Linked DNA regions of Homo sapiens: all the other regions are linked to region 3. A link is a contact called in ENCODE Hi-C or POLR2A ChIA-PET data. All regions are on one chromosome and are shown on one strand. The core of a region is the stretch at or near the end of the contact, and the rest is flanking DNA. Distances in the headings are between cores, read along the strand shown. Region 1 holds the start of RPAIN (RPA interacting protein). Region 2 holds the start of MIS12 (MIS12 kinetochore complex component). Region 3 holds the start of KDM6B (lysine demethylase 6B).

What was found. Hi-C counts contacts between places; a loop is a spot of excess contacts on that map. ChIA-PET counts read pairs that join two places held with the same protein, here RNA polymerase II (POLR2A). Pooled maps may share reads with other maps.
Region 1: a pooled map shows a loop between it and region 3 (9-fold over the local background). The contact joins the promoter of RPAIN here to the promoter of KDM6B in region 3. A Hi-C loop is called at or near these places in 1 of 168 maps with a recorded cell type or tissue (B cell) and 7 of 50 pooled maps. POLR2A ChIA-PET finds 5 or more read pairs at or near these places in 2 of 52 experiments (activated CD4-positive, alpha-beta T cell and activated T-cell).
Region 2: a pooled map shows a loop between it and region 3 (9-fold over the local background). The contact joins the promoter of MIS12 here to the promoter of KDM6B in region 3. A Hi-C loop is called at or near these places in 2 of 37 single-sample maps with no recorded cell type and 9 of 50 pooled maps.

The regions. Positions count from the first base shown.
Region 1 is chr17:5,418,340-5,421,924 of GRCh38, reverse strand. It overlaps RPAIN (RPA interacting protein), which reads right to left and starts at 1,743. Exons shown (of 7, transcript NM_001033002.4): 1 at 1,634-1,743; 2 at 459-629. The coding sequence starts at 1,714. It overlaps NUP88 (nucleoporin 88), which reads left to right and starts at 2,263. Exons shown (of 17, transcript NM_002532.6): 1 at 2,263-2,571. The coding sequence starts at 2,275. RefSeq lists enhancers at 1,472-1,691, 1,702-1,821, 1,551-2,088, 2,089-2,626, 2,262-2,901.
Region 2 is chr17:5,484,354-5,488,304 of GRCh38, reverse strand. It overlaps MIS12 (MIS12 kinetochore complex component), which reads right to left and starts at 1,739. Exons shown (of 3, transcript NM_001258217.2): 1 at 1,621-1,739; 2 at 1-109. It overlaps DERL2 (derlin 2), which reads left to right and starts at 2,127. Exons shown (of 7, transcript NM_016041.5): 1 at 2,127-2,236; 2 at 3,089-3,154. The coding sequence starts at 2,144. RefSeq lists enhancers at 1,120-1,229, 1,470-1,569, 2,190-2,249, 2,290-2,469 and silencers at 1,743-1,910, 1,860-2,019.
Region 3 is chr17:7,832,935-7,836,851 of GRCh38, reverse strand. It overlaps KDM6B (lysine demethylase 6B), which reads right to left and starts at 2,635. Exons shown (of 24, transcript NM_001348716.2): 1 at 2,502-2,635. DNAH2 (dynein axonemal heavy chain 2) reads right to left here. Exons shown (of 86, transcript NM_020877.5): 85 at 3,631-3,781; 86 at 3,110-3,473. The coding sequence ends at 3,319. It overlaps LOC124904106 (translation initiation factor IF-2), which reads left to right. Exons shown (of 4, transcript XM_047437265.1): 4 at 208-1,444. The coding sequence ends at 1,235. RefSeq lists enhancers at 84-133, 1,802-2,301, 2,932-3,543 and silencers at 754-813, 834-1,253, 2,504-2,663.

The sequences.
Region 1 (3,585 bases), core at 494-2,993, 2.4 Mb after region 3:
AATCCCAGCTACTTGGGAGGCTGAGACAGGAGAATCGTTTGAACCCAGGAGGTGGAGGTTGCAGTGAGCCGAGATCTTGCCACTGCACTCCAGCCTGGGCGACAGAGCAAGACAGAAAAAAAAAAAGAGCGAGAGAGAGGGAGAGAAAGAGATTCCTAGCCTATGCCTACTGAATCATAATTTCCAAGGGTGGAGGCAAGAAATGAAATTTCTTTCTTTTTAGTTTCATAAATGATGATGTTGCAGTGATGAGCAGGTCTACGGTCTGGTATTTCAGACCATTTCATCTAGACAAGTCTAACATTAAGTGTAGAAAAGCCTGGGTTAAAGGCTGTTGAATTCTAAATGGGGTTAGGGGAATGGTGGGTTTAGAGGACTCAAGTAAACAAATAAAAGAGGACACGAGCCGTTCTTGGTGGTGCAGTCCCCCTCCCTGAAAACACATAGCCCAGCCTGACCTGAGCCAAGTCTTCTGGACAATTCTCCACTGACTGCAAAGCATTCCACTCTTCTTCCATCACCTCTTGAACTAGAAAGCTGTTCTGAGAATTCCCTGGCCCACTGCTTCCAGCCTGGCGGTACCTGTTTAGGAGCCTGTCCCGGCTGTTTCTCATTCTCTCCAGGCATCTCTGGGAAAAAAGAGCAAGATTGGGGGGGAAAAAAAAAGCATTTCTATTTTTAAAAAACACTCTTACATTAGTTGAGAAAACATTAAAGAAAGTTTATAGACACAAAATTTCAATGATAATACTAACTAGTGTTACTTTTGCATATTCCTCTGTAGAGATACATAAAATTACAATGCTTTGTACACGTATTTACAAAGAACCATATTTTTTATTCTAGCTTGCCAGTTTCCTTAATGGTTGTGTGCATAATATCTCAGCATCCAATGTCCTATTACAGAACATTTATATTCCTTCCAAATTCTTGCTACTCTAGATATGGCTGGGTAACGGCCTTCCTGCACAGCAGCGTTTCTGAACTCAGGGAGGTTTTGTCCCCCAAGGAACATTTGGCAATGCTTGGAGACATTTCTGGTTGTCACAATTCTAGTTATAGGACTATTAGCATCTAGTGGGTGGAGGCCCGAGACGTGGCTTAAACAACCCTCCACAACATATAAATATCTCCCTCAAAATGTCCATTGTCAAGGCTGAGAAACTCTGCTGTATCTGCTATCTTTCTTGCGTCGGGTTACTTTCTTGGACATTACTTACTAATAACCACACTGTGTTCAGAAGAGGCCAGAACTGAGGTGGAGCCCTCTTCTAAGCCTCATTTTACTACTCTCTAGAATAGAAATCATCTCTATCTCACAAGACGAACGTAGACAAAGTGCCTCTCTCGGTGGCCACCTCCGCAGCAACAGTAGGTAGTGTTATTGCAGAGGTGCAAACGGTGATGTCCTGACCACAATTTAAATTCAAAACAAAATCGAATCCAAAAACAAGGCTTTCTAGGACTTGACCGACCCGGGCTAATCCCACACTCTACAGTCAGCAGGCCTGGGTTTGACCAGACCAGGCGCGCTGCGGCACCTGCTCCACGGAGCAGGGCTAAGGCGAAGGCAGGGAAGACGGCGGTCACCGGGACGATCTAGGGTAGACCACTGCACAAACCCCATACCCACCTGCCGGAAAGCCTCTTTCCAAGGCGGCGAGCCCACCAGTTTGTACAGGGAGCGGCGCGGAGACCTCAACGACTCCGCCATCTCCTCTTCGCGGGAGACAAAGCCACAAGACCCGTTCCCTGGAGGCGCGCACAGACCCCTGGGAGGTGTACTTTCCGGGTGCAGACCGCGAATGGATCGCAGCGTATTCTGGGAAGTGTTGTTTTATCGACCGGCCCCACGTGGAGACAGATTTAGGCATCCAAGCGAAATGCGTGAGGCCAGCCCGACCTGCACTGAGGGAGGTAAGTCTTGAGGGAAAGTTCTGGATGCCTGGGTTTACCCAGATGGAGGTGTCCAATAGGCAATTAGATACACAAGTCTCAGGCTCTCCCCAGGTGCTAGATTTCCAGCAGCACCACCATTATGTTGACTTCTCGTCCCGCCCCCTTGGGCTTCAGAAATAATGGTGATTGGCTTTCCCTTGGTGACGCCCCTGCTTGGTGGGCTGGCCTCGCCTTCGCCCCCCGACCTGGCACGAGCCTCTCGAGCTTCCGGGCCGTCTGCTCGGTGATTGGCCGAAACAGTGAGTGGACGGCCGCGGATTGGCTGTGCTCAGCGGCGGGCTGAGCAACTGGAGTGAGGGGAGCAGTTGGGCCAAGATGGCGGCCGCCGAGGGACCGGTGGGCGACGGCGAGCTGTGGCAGACCTGGCTTCCTAACCACGTCGTGTTCTTGCGGCTCCGGGAGGGACTGAAAAACCAGAGTCCAACCGAAGCTGAGAAACCAGCTTCTTCGTCGTTGCCTTCGTCGCCGCCGCCGCAGTTGCTGACGAGAAACGTGGTCTTTGGCCTCGGCGGAGAGCTTTTCCTGTGGGACGGAGAAGACAGCTCCTTCTTAGTCGTTCGCCTTCGGGGCCCCAGCGGCGGCGGCGAAGAGCCCGCCCTGTCCCAGTACCAGGTAATGCCAGGCCGATCTTGGAAGTGACCCTCACCGGGATCGGAACCAGTCTTTTTTGTTCCTTGCTCCTCTTGGCTGTTTTTCATCTTGTGGCAGGCGTTCCAGCGGATTGACTCCGACGCTGCCATACGCGGTCGCGGGGACTCAGGCTCTCTCGATGCTTACGGCCTGGAGGCCTGGGAGGAAGGAAAGGGTCATTGAATATTCAATAAAAATACTAGTGACGGATGAGTGCTCTGGAGAAAAACAAAGCGGGCTAAAGGGGTTGAGAACGAGTGGGCGGAGTTGCTATTTTTAGTTTCGTCGAGAGAAACCTGTTTCCTGATGTGACGCTTATAATAGGTTAGATCGTAACTTTCTCTTGCGTTGTGCACAGCAAGTCAGGTTGCAGGTTTCAAAGCACCACGCTTCATGCTTGACATGGAGGAGGAAGTCTCTGTTAATTCTTACCCCCGTAACGCCCGCTTTAGAAAATAAAGCCATACCCAAAATGGGGATTTTTGTTTTTGATTAGCCGACAGCATGTGAAAATGGGTGTGATCCAGAAAGTATTACACACTTGCCGTGGTCAAATATTGGTTTATGGAAATGTTTATTTGTAATACACAGATTCTCTTAAAGATGAAAAAGAGCTTGGTACTCATTCTAAGGTATGACATCTGTTGTGTGCCCGGTCCAATTCTTGTTACCGAGAAGTGATTTAATTTTAATAAGACGCTAGCAATGCTTCTGCAGTTTTGAAAATAGGGCAGGAGTCTACAGTCTACTTATTTACCCAATTTCAGTTAAAAAGAATTATGAAGGCCGGGCGCGGTGGCTCACGCCTGCAGTCCCAACACTGGGAGGCAGAGGCAGGTGGATCACCTGAAGTCAGGAATTCGAGACCAGCCTGGCCAACATGGTGAAACCCCGTCTCTACTAAAAATACAAAAATTAGCCAGGTGTAGTGGCGCGCCCTTGTAATCCCAGCTACTCAGGTGCCTGAGGCAGGAGAATCGCTTGAACCTGGGAGGA
Region 2 (3,951 bases), core at 490-2,989, 2.3 Mb after region 3:
AGCCTCTGCCACTTCTCTTCTTTCCTTATTCATTTTAGGCCTCATGATCTATCATTTTGATCACTCCGTTGCCAATGTCCTCAATTTGCTTGTCCTCCAGCCAAGCCATCTGAAAAAAACCCAATTAGAAGATGAGTAAGTCCCTTGTCAGCTTTATAACCCTGACATGTTTTTTCAAGGGTCTGCGAGTAATTCCTCTCAAATATAAACATCTAGGAAAATAAAACCCCTATCTCCTTGTCATTGTGGGAATTCAACCTAGGCATCTTTTTCTGAGATGAAATGATATTGCTTGTCATAGAAATAAGAGAAATTTTATTATTCCTTCAGATAAAGGCAATTAGCTAAAACAAACTGCTACTTCAATTATCAGGTGAATTTAGGACGCACTTTATGAAATAATTTGCAATAAGCAGTACAGTCAAATCTTATGGGAAGATAAGATGCAGCCAATCTTAAGAATTTATGTTTGTAGGCTGAGCACGATAGCTCATGCCTGTAATCTCAGCACTTTAGGAGGCCGGATGGACGAATCACCTGAGGTCAGGAGTTCGAGACCAGCCTGGCCAACATGGCGAAACCCTATCTCTCCTAGAAATACAAAAATTACCCAGGCGTGATGGTGGATACTTGCAATCCCAGCTACTCGGGAGGCTGAGGCAGGAGAATCACTGGAACCCGAGAGGCGAAGGTTGCGGTGAGCCGAGATTGTGCCACTGCACCCCAGCCTGGGCAACAGAGCGAGACTCTGTCTCAAAAAATAAAATAAAATAAAAATTTACGTTTGTAATGGTTAAATATGGAGTGGTTATAACTGTTTGGCTGTATATGTAAGGTAGGATTTCTTTCTGTTTTTCTTTTTTTCTTTTGAGACATGTTGTCGCTCTGTCGCCCAGGCTGGAATGCAGTGGCACGATCACAGATCACTGCAGCCTCAACCTCCCGCGCCCAAGCAATCCTCCCACCTCAGTCTCCCAAGTAGCCGGGACAACAGGTGCAGGCCACCATGCCTGGCTAATTTTCTTGTTGTTGTTGTTGTTTGAGACAAAGTGTCACTCTTTCGCCCAGGCTGGAGTACAGTGGTATGATCTCGGCTCGCTACAACCTCTGCCTCCTAAGTTCAAGTGATCCTCTTAGCTCAGCCTCCCAAGTAGCTGGGATTACAGGTGGGCGCCATCTCAAACAACAACAAAAAAATACACTTCCTTGATTAACTCCTTTCTTCGAATTCCCATTAGGACCTCTCTTCGGGCACTGACTGATGAACTTCTACCGCCTCATCTTCTCTGCTAGACTTAGAGTTCCTGAGAGCAGAATAAATGCGGCTTGATCAGTATTTGCCGATTCAACGCAGAGGTGCCCAGGTCATCTCGGCGAGTTGAGCTGTCTAAGACCCCGCGATCGCGCAGGACAGGACCCAGAAGCCAGAGCGCAGGAACTGCTTCCGGCCGGCTCCCGGCTTCCGTCGGGCCCCGCGCCCGCGCTGCATGCTGGGATCTTCAGGTCGGAGGCCGGGGTGAGGCCGACCCACAGGCCGCCTTGCTCCCTCGCGAAGACGCTTATGCCAGTCTCGCCCGTCCCCGCTCCTCCTCAGAGAAAATGCTGCCCCGCAGCACTTACCGGAGCGACCATGAGGGTGACGATTTGAAGCACACACAGGCTTCCCGCCACCTCCTTTAAACCGCCGCTGGCTTGCCAGGGACAGACGGCGCGGTTGGCTCCCCAAAATTCCGACTGATACGCGCCTCGGCGAGCGAAAGCAAACGCGGGATACTCTCGCGTTCCTGATTGGCTGGTTGTGGACACCTCAATTATGACAGAAAGGGGCCGGGCGGGAAAGTTAGCTGTGGCCGGCGGGGATTGGCAGAAGGAACCTGTACTTACTCGTTTTTCCCGGACGTTGGCTGGTGGAGAAGAGAGGGTGGGGAGATGGGGCGCTGGGGGGGGGCGGTGGCGACGCAACTCGTGATTGGCGGATGTGCGTTCCTTAGGTCTCTACGGATTGCGGTTGCTTGGCGTTGATTGGGCAGTCGCGGGAAAACTAAAGTGGGCGGGGGGCCTTTGGGCCCGCCCCGCCGCCGGGGCCTGCTGGCGGAAGGGGAAATGGGGTGGGTGGGGGGTGGGGCAGGCGACGGTGGGGAAGATGGCGTACCAGAGCTTGCGGCTGGAGTACCTGCAGATCCCACCGGTCAGCCGCGCCTACACCACTGCCTGCGTCCTCACCACCGCCGCCGTGGTGAGCAGCTGCAGTGCCACCTTCTCATTATCTGGGCTGGATATGACTGGGTCTTCAGGAAACTGGGGTTTGGGCCTCGGGGAGGCCCAGAGGGGCTGGTCCCGGGGATGGGTGGAGGCGTACAGGGATTACTCTGGGGTTCGAGTTGGCGCCAAGAATGCTTATCCAGTGACGCGAGAAGGGAGTGCTGCTTCATGGGGGGTCAGGTCAGTTTCTAAGAGATGAGCGCCGGACCTATAGCGGGTTAGGGTTGCGGGAGCCTCCCACCCAAGAAATGTGTCCGAGAGCTCTGCCAATGGCCAGGTGGTACCATGGTGACTAGTGAGAGGAAGGTCCGTTTAGTGAAGAAACAGGAATGGGGAAAGCAAGCTGGAAACTGTCGAGAGGGGAATGGCTTATAATAAAAAGGGTCTCTGGATCTAAATAAGGGGCTAGCTGGAGGTACCCAGCCCTAACGGTGGCAGGGTCTCCAGTCTCCGTTATTTCAAGTGAGTTTTGTTGTTTCATACAGCTGTTTCAGGTGGTGCCCATGTGGTGGGTAGATTCATAGCAGCTGTTTTTATTTGTCCTGTGTCTAAAATATCACCACCTGTCTGCCTCATTTCTTCATGTCAGCCTCAACTATTGCAACATAAAACAGACTTTTTTGTGTTAGGTATTGAGGATACAAAGAATTCTACCAATCCTAGAGAATTCTTTACCAACCTCTTCCTCTGGCCTAAGAAGAAAGGCTTAAAGGAAATCACGTCTAAGTGACCGAGAGTTGGAAATTGCTAGACCTACTAATTCTTTGTTGTAAATGATGAAATTTTGTTTCTTGATTTGCTTTAAGAAGCTCTTTTTCTATTTCAGCAGTTGGAATTGATCACACCTTTTCAGTTGTACTTCAATCCTGAATTAATCTTTAAACACTTTCAAGTAAGTGGTTCATCACAATAGTGATTAATGCTTCAGTTTCTTCTTTTTCTTACTGTTTAGTAGCAAATCCTGTTATACACTATCCTAAAAAAGAACCCAGTGGGGACCTTTGATTATAAGTTGCCTTGTCAGGATATAAAGCAGTGATTCTGCAGCCTGGTTGGACTTGAGAATCCCTTAGGGAACTTTGAAGAGATTCTCAAGCTCCTCAACAAGTACCAAATCAGAATTTGCAAGGGTAGGAATTAAAATCTGTGTTTTATTTTTAAAGTTCCCTGCATCGTTTTGATGTGTCCAGTTCCTGTATTTGGAAATCACTGGTTTAGACTTAACGTTGTCCTATGAGAGGAGGCTGACTAGCTAGCTGCTTAGGGGTTGTCTCACAGGGATGGCCTTATTTTGTCCATTCAGCACCTAGGCACACCCACCACCTTGGTGTTATCACCATGGTCCAGAAACTCAATTCTGTTAGTGCTTTTAAATTGTGATCTGTCTTCCAGGGATCAGATCATACTAACCAAATTCCAAACATCTAAAGCTATATGGTGGTTTATTAGATTACAATGGGAGATGGTCCTTTCCAGTGATTAAAATGCCAAAAGAGGCTGGGCACAGTGGCTCACGCCTGTAATCCCAGCACTTTGGGAGGCTGAGGCAGGCAGATCACCTGAGGTCAGGAGTTCAAGACCAGCCTGGCCAACATGGTAAAGCCCTGTCTCTTACTAAAAATACAAAAATTAGCCAGGCGTGATGGCACATGCCTGTAATCCTAGCTACTGGCGAGGCTGAGGCAGGAG
Region 3 (3,917 bases), core at 1,386-3,885:
CCTCTAACACAGACCTTTGACCCCTACGGGGCGGAGTGGGTGTGCTGGCTAAGCTTCCTGGAAACACTGGAAACACCCTTAGGAATTCTGGGAACCCAAAAAGGAGACATAAGAAGAAACCCAGGCGTCCTTATCTCTTTTACCCCTAATACGACTCCAATCCCAGGGACTCAGGCCTCTTGCCTGTCTCCTCCTCTCCGCCTGCAGCCCTGACCTCCCAACCCACATTTCTGACGGGAGTCGGCCCGACACGCCCCTCGGAGATACTGTGCCTTCTCTCTCCTGGGCGAGATCTCGGTGGGGGCCGGCAGGCGGGGACGGGGGCACCGGGTCCCGCGGGGCTCCGTCTTCCATCTGCAGGATCCCCCGTGCCCCAGCCGGCCGCCAGCCGGAATCTGTCTGGGTCCCCAACTCTCCCGCCCCTCCCCGCGCTGTTCCAGGGCGGAGTCTGTGGAGTTGAAACCAGGACACGGCGAGAGGAAGAGTTATATAACCGGGAGAAGCGAAGAAGGACGAGTGGAGACAGGGACAGACAGCCCGAAAGGAGCCGAGGGAGGTGCAAAGAACGCCGGGGCGAACGAGGAGGAAACGTTAGGAATGGGAAGGGTTTTGGTGCACATCAAAGAGCAGGAATTCACGCGAAGAAGGGGCGTGATGGCCCAGAAGAATCACCTGGGCCGTCCGGGGCTTCCCCGCAGTGCCCTCCTCCGCCACCAACAGCAGCTGGGCCCGGGCGGGAGAAGCCTTGGGAAGGGGCGCTGGTACCCGCTCGCTTTCTCTTGGGAAAGCAACTTAAGCCAGAGCCCGGGAAGGCAGCGGCCGAGCAGATGGGGCCGGAAACCACAGCTCCGCCCAGCCCACCTGGGAGTGTGGGGCGCCAGCTGGGGGGAGGTGGGGAACAGGTAGTCGGCCCTCCCGAGCCAGGCTGGGCATTATGGTCGCGACCGGCGAAACGGTGCAGACCGACCGAGACGTGTGGGTCCCCAGGGGCTGAAGAGCGCAGCCTCAGGCGGCTTTACACAGACTCCACGAGGGGAGGGGGGCGCCCGGCTCGCCGCGCAGGCGCAAGGGGGTGCTCGGGCGCGTGCGGCGCAGGGCGGGGGGTGGGCGCGAGCGTGTGGGAGTGCACGTGCGGGTCCCAGGCAGCTGCTGCCTCCCAGCCTCCGCCGCTGCCCCTCCCCTCTCCCTTTCCTGTCGCTATCATCCCCCTTCCCCATTGGCTGCCAGGGCCCTGACGTCAGGGCCGACCGCTGGAGCGGATTGGGCGGACGGGAGAGTTCGGGAATCCGGCTCCCAAGTCTCGCCCTCCAGTTACTCTGGCAACAGGACAAGCAACCCAGGGGAGGGAAGGGGAGCCGAGGTCAACGCTGCGCCTCGGTCCCTAACCCCCTCCGGACAACCACCGAGTCCCCTTCGGTCGCGGCGCAGCTCGCTACCTCCCCGCCTTCCTCCCAGGGCTCTTCCTGTCCCGGGAACCAGGCGTCCTGCCCTCGGCCTTCCCCACAGTCTTCAGGCCCTCCGCTGTCTCTAACCCCCACCAGTGTCACAACATAAGCTGCAGCAAACAGGAAGCGAATCTACGTCGCTTAGCAACCACCCCGCGTGCCCCCCTCCCCACTATTTACCCCAGCCGGGAGAGGCGGAGATTGAGTCCCCAGCCCCCTCCCCGTCTTCTGCGCTGCGACCTCCTGCCCACAATTTCCTGTGAGGGGGCCCAGATCACAGGAAGTCAAGTGGGGGCCTCAGCCTACCTTTCCCTCGGACCGGGGCGGGGGGCTTCAGCTACTTTCACGGTCACATCCCCCACCTGCCCTGGGTGCGTCTCGCCCTCGCCATCTTGTGGCTACGTTGGGAAGGCTCCGCACCGAGAAGCCGTGCGGGGCGCGCTAGGGTTCGGGAACGGCGGAGTGGGAGAAGGACTAGGGATGAGGAGGCTAGCGGGGCGAGACGGAGTGAAAGGGAGGCGCAGGGGGGTGGTGGGAAGAAGGCGAAGGCTACCGCTGGGAAGCTCTCGGGGCCGCTGGTGGGAAGGTCAGGCTGAGGCTTCTACACCTCACCCGTGCAGAGAACTGGAGGGAGACTTAAAGTAGTCCTGGGACCGGGACACACCCAAGTCTGACCACATCTGACCTTACTGGGCCATGGCATTGACCTGTCTGCAAACTCTGCCCTTTAGTCCTGCCCTTCAGTAAGGACCGCCGCGCCCCGCCCCGCCCCGCCCTGGAGTCGGGAAGGGGAATCCCAGCCCAAGGGGAACGGGGAGTCCTTTCAGGCCCCTCTGGACATTTGGAACCTGAGACATCTGCCTCCCAGTTCTTCCTCCTTCCCCGCCGTTCTCTCTTCTAGGGGACCCATGACCTCCGCCCCAGTCTTCTTCCCAGTGCCCTTCCCAAGACCCAAACGTCCATCCCCAGCTCTACCCCTCCAGAGACTCAGGCGTCCTGCCCTGCTGCAAGGAGAGGGTTTCCCTCTTTACAGACGTCCTCGCGGCTCCCCGTTACCTGGTTCTGGGGGGGGTCCCAGGTGTTCAGGCTCCCCAAGGTATCCCAGGGGGTCGAGCGGCCCCCCCTTCTCCCAGGCCGGGGCTGGGGGGGCCGCTCCGCCCAGTGGCGCAGTTGGATTTTCCAACACAAACACCCGCACCCCCGCTCCCCAGCCCCGCCCCCTTGTGGTCCCGCCCCTCCTCGCGCTCTAGTCCCCCTCTCCGGCTCCGCCCCGTCTTCTGCCGGTCCCGCTCGCCTCAGGGCGGGTGCCGGCTAGGATGCCGGGTGCGGGGTGCGGGCTTCAGGGTGCGGGCCTCAGGGTGCAGTGTACGGGGTTCAGCCCTGATCCCTGCCTGACAAATCCCTACTCATTTGGATCACGCGCCCTTCTAAGGTAAGCCCCGCCCCACCCACTGAAGTCCTGCCCGGAGACTTAAGCCACAGCCTCTTCAGGCGGCTCCGCCCTGCCCATTCGTTCAGGGCCACGCCTCCGTTCCGCTCCAGGCCGCCCCACCTCCCTCGCTTCTTTCCCCGTCCAGTAGCAGCTCCGCAGTAGCTCTGTCCTCCGTGAGGCCTGGGCTTCCTCCCTCCCCAGACCCTCACCATTGCATTGAGAGACTTAAGGCTTGTTGTCGCGGGTGTTTTACAGCACTGAGCTCCAATACAACTCTTTCACTTTTATGGCTAACACAACTAGGTATCTCCAGGGCCACATCACACAAATTCGGCCAAGGTCAAAGTCTGAGTGAGGTCCGGCCTCAGTCCTAGGTGCAACATCTGTCTTAGCTCCTGGAGTCCCTGACCCTCTCTCTCAAGCGGAGAAGAGGAGGAGGTCTCAGCTGTCCAGGCTCATGAGTAGAGCAGTGCCCCTCTTGATCCAATGATCAGGTGTCATGGCCCCAGACCGCAGGTCAATGCCGATGACAAAGGAGGCTCGGTCTGAGCTGCCTGCCCGGTTGGGATAGTAATAGCAGGGGCAGGAGTACATGCCTGGGGGAAAGGAGAGGAGAAGTCAGACCCCTGGAGCCTCCGGGAGAGCAGGGCAGGAGCAGGGCAGGAGCGGGTGTGGGATGGGCTGGAGCAGAGAATGGGTTAAGTTCCAAACTAGGGACGGGGCAGGCAGGTCCTGCCTGGGGAGCTGTCCCACCCTTGGCGCTCTTCTTGCGGCTCTCTGCAGGCCGGAAGTGGATCGTGGGCATGAGGCAGACAAGCTGCATGGGCTCTGCCTCCACCAAGCAGGAGTTCTTCCGGTCCCAGCCAGCACCTTCCAGGTACAGGCCCCGGACCCAGACACCATCCTGGGGAGAAATGGGAGCAGGTCTGGGAGAAGCTAGACTTCAATTGCCAGCGCCCCTGACCTGCTCCCTCTCTCCTCCCTTTTCGTCCAATTATTTCCAGTACCCTCTTTTGCTCAGAGCCCCAAGCACAACTGGC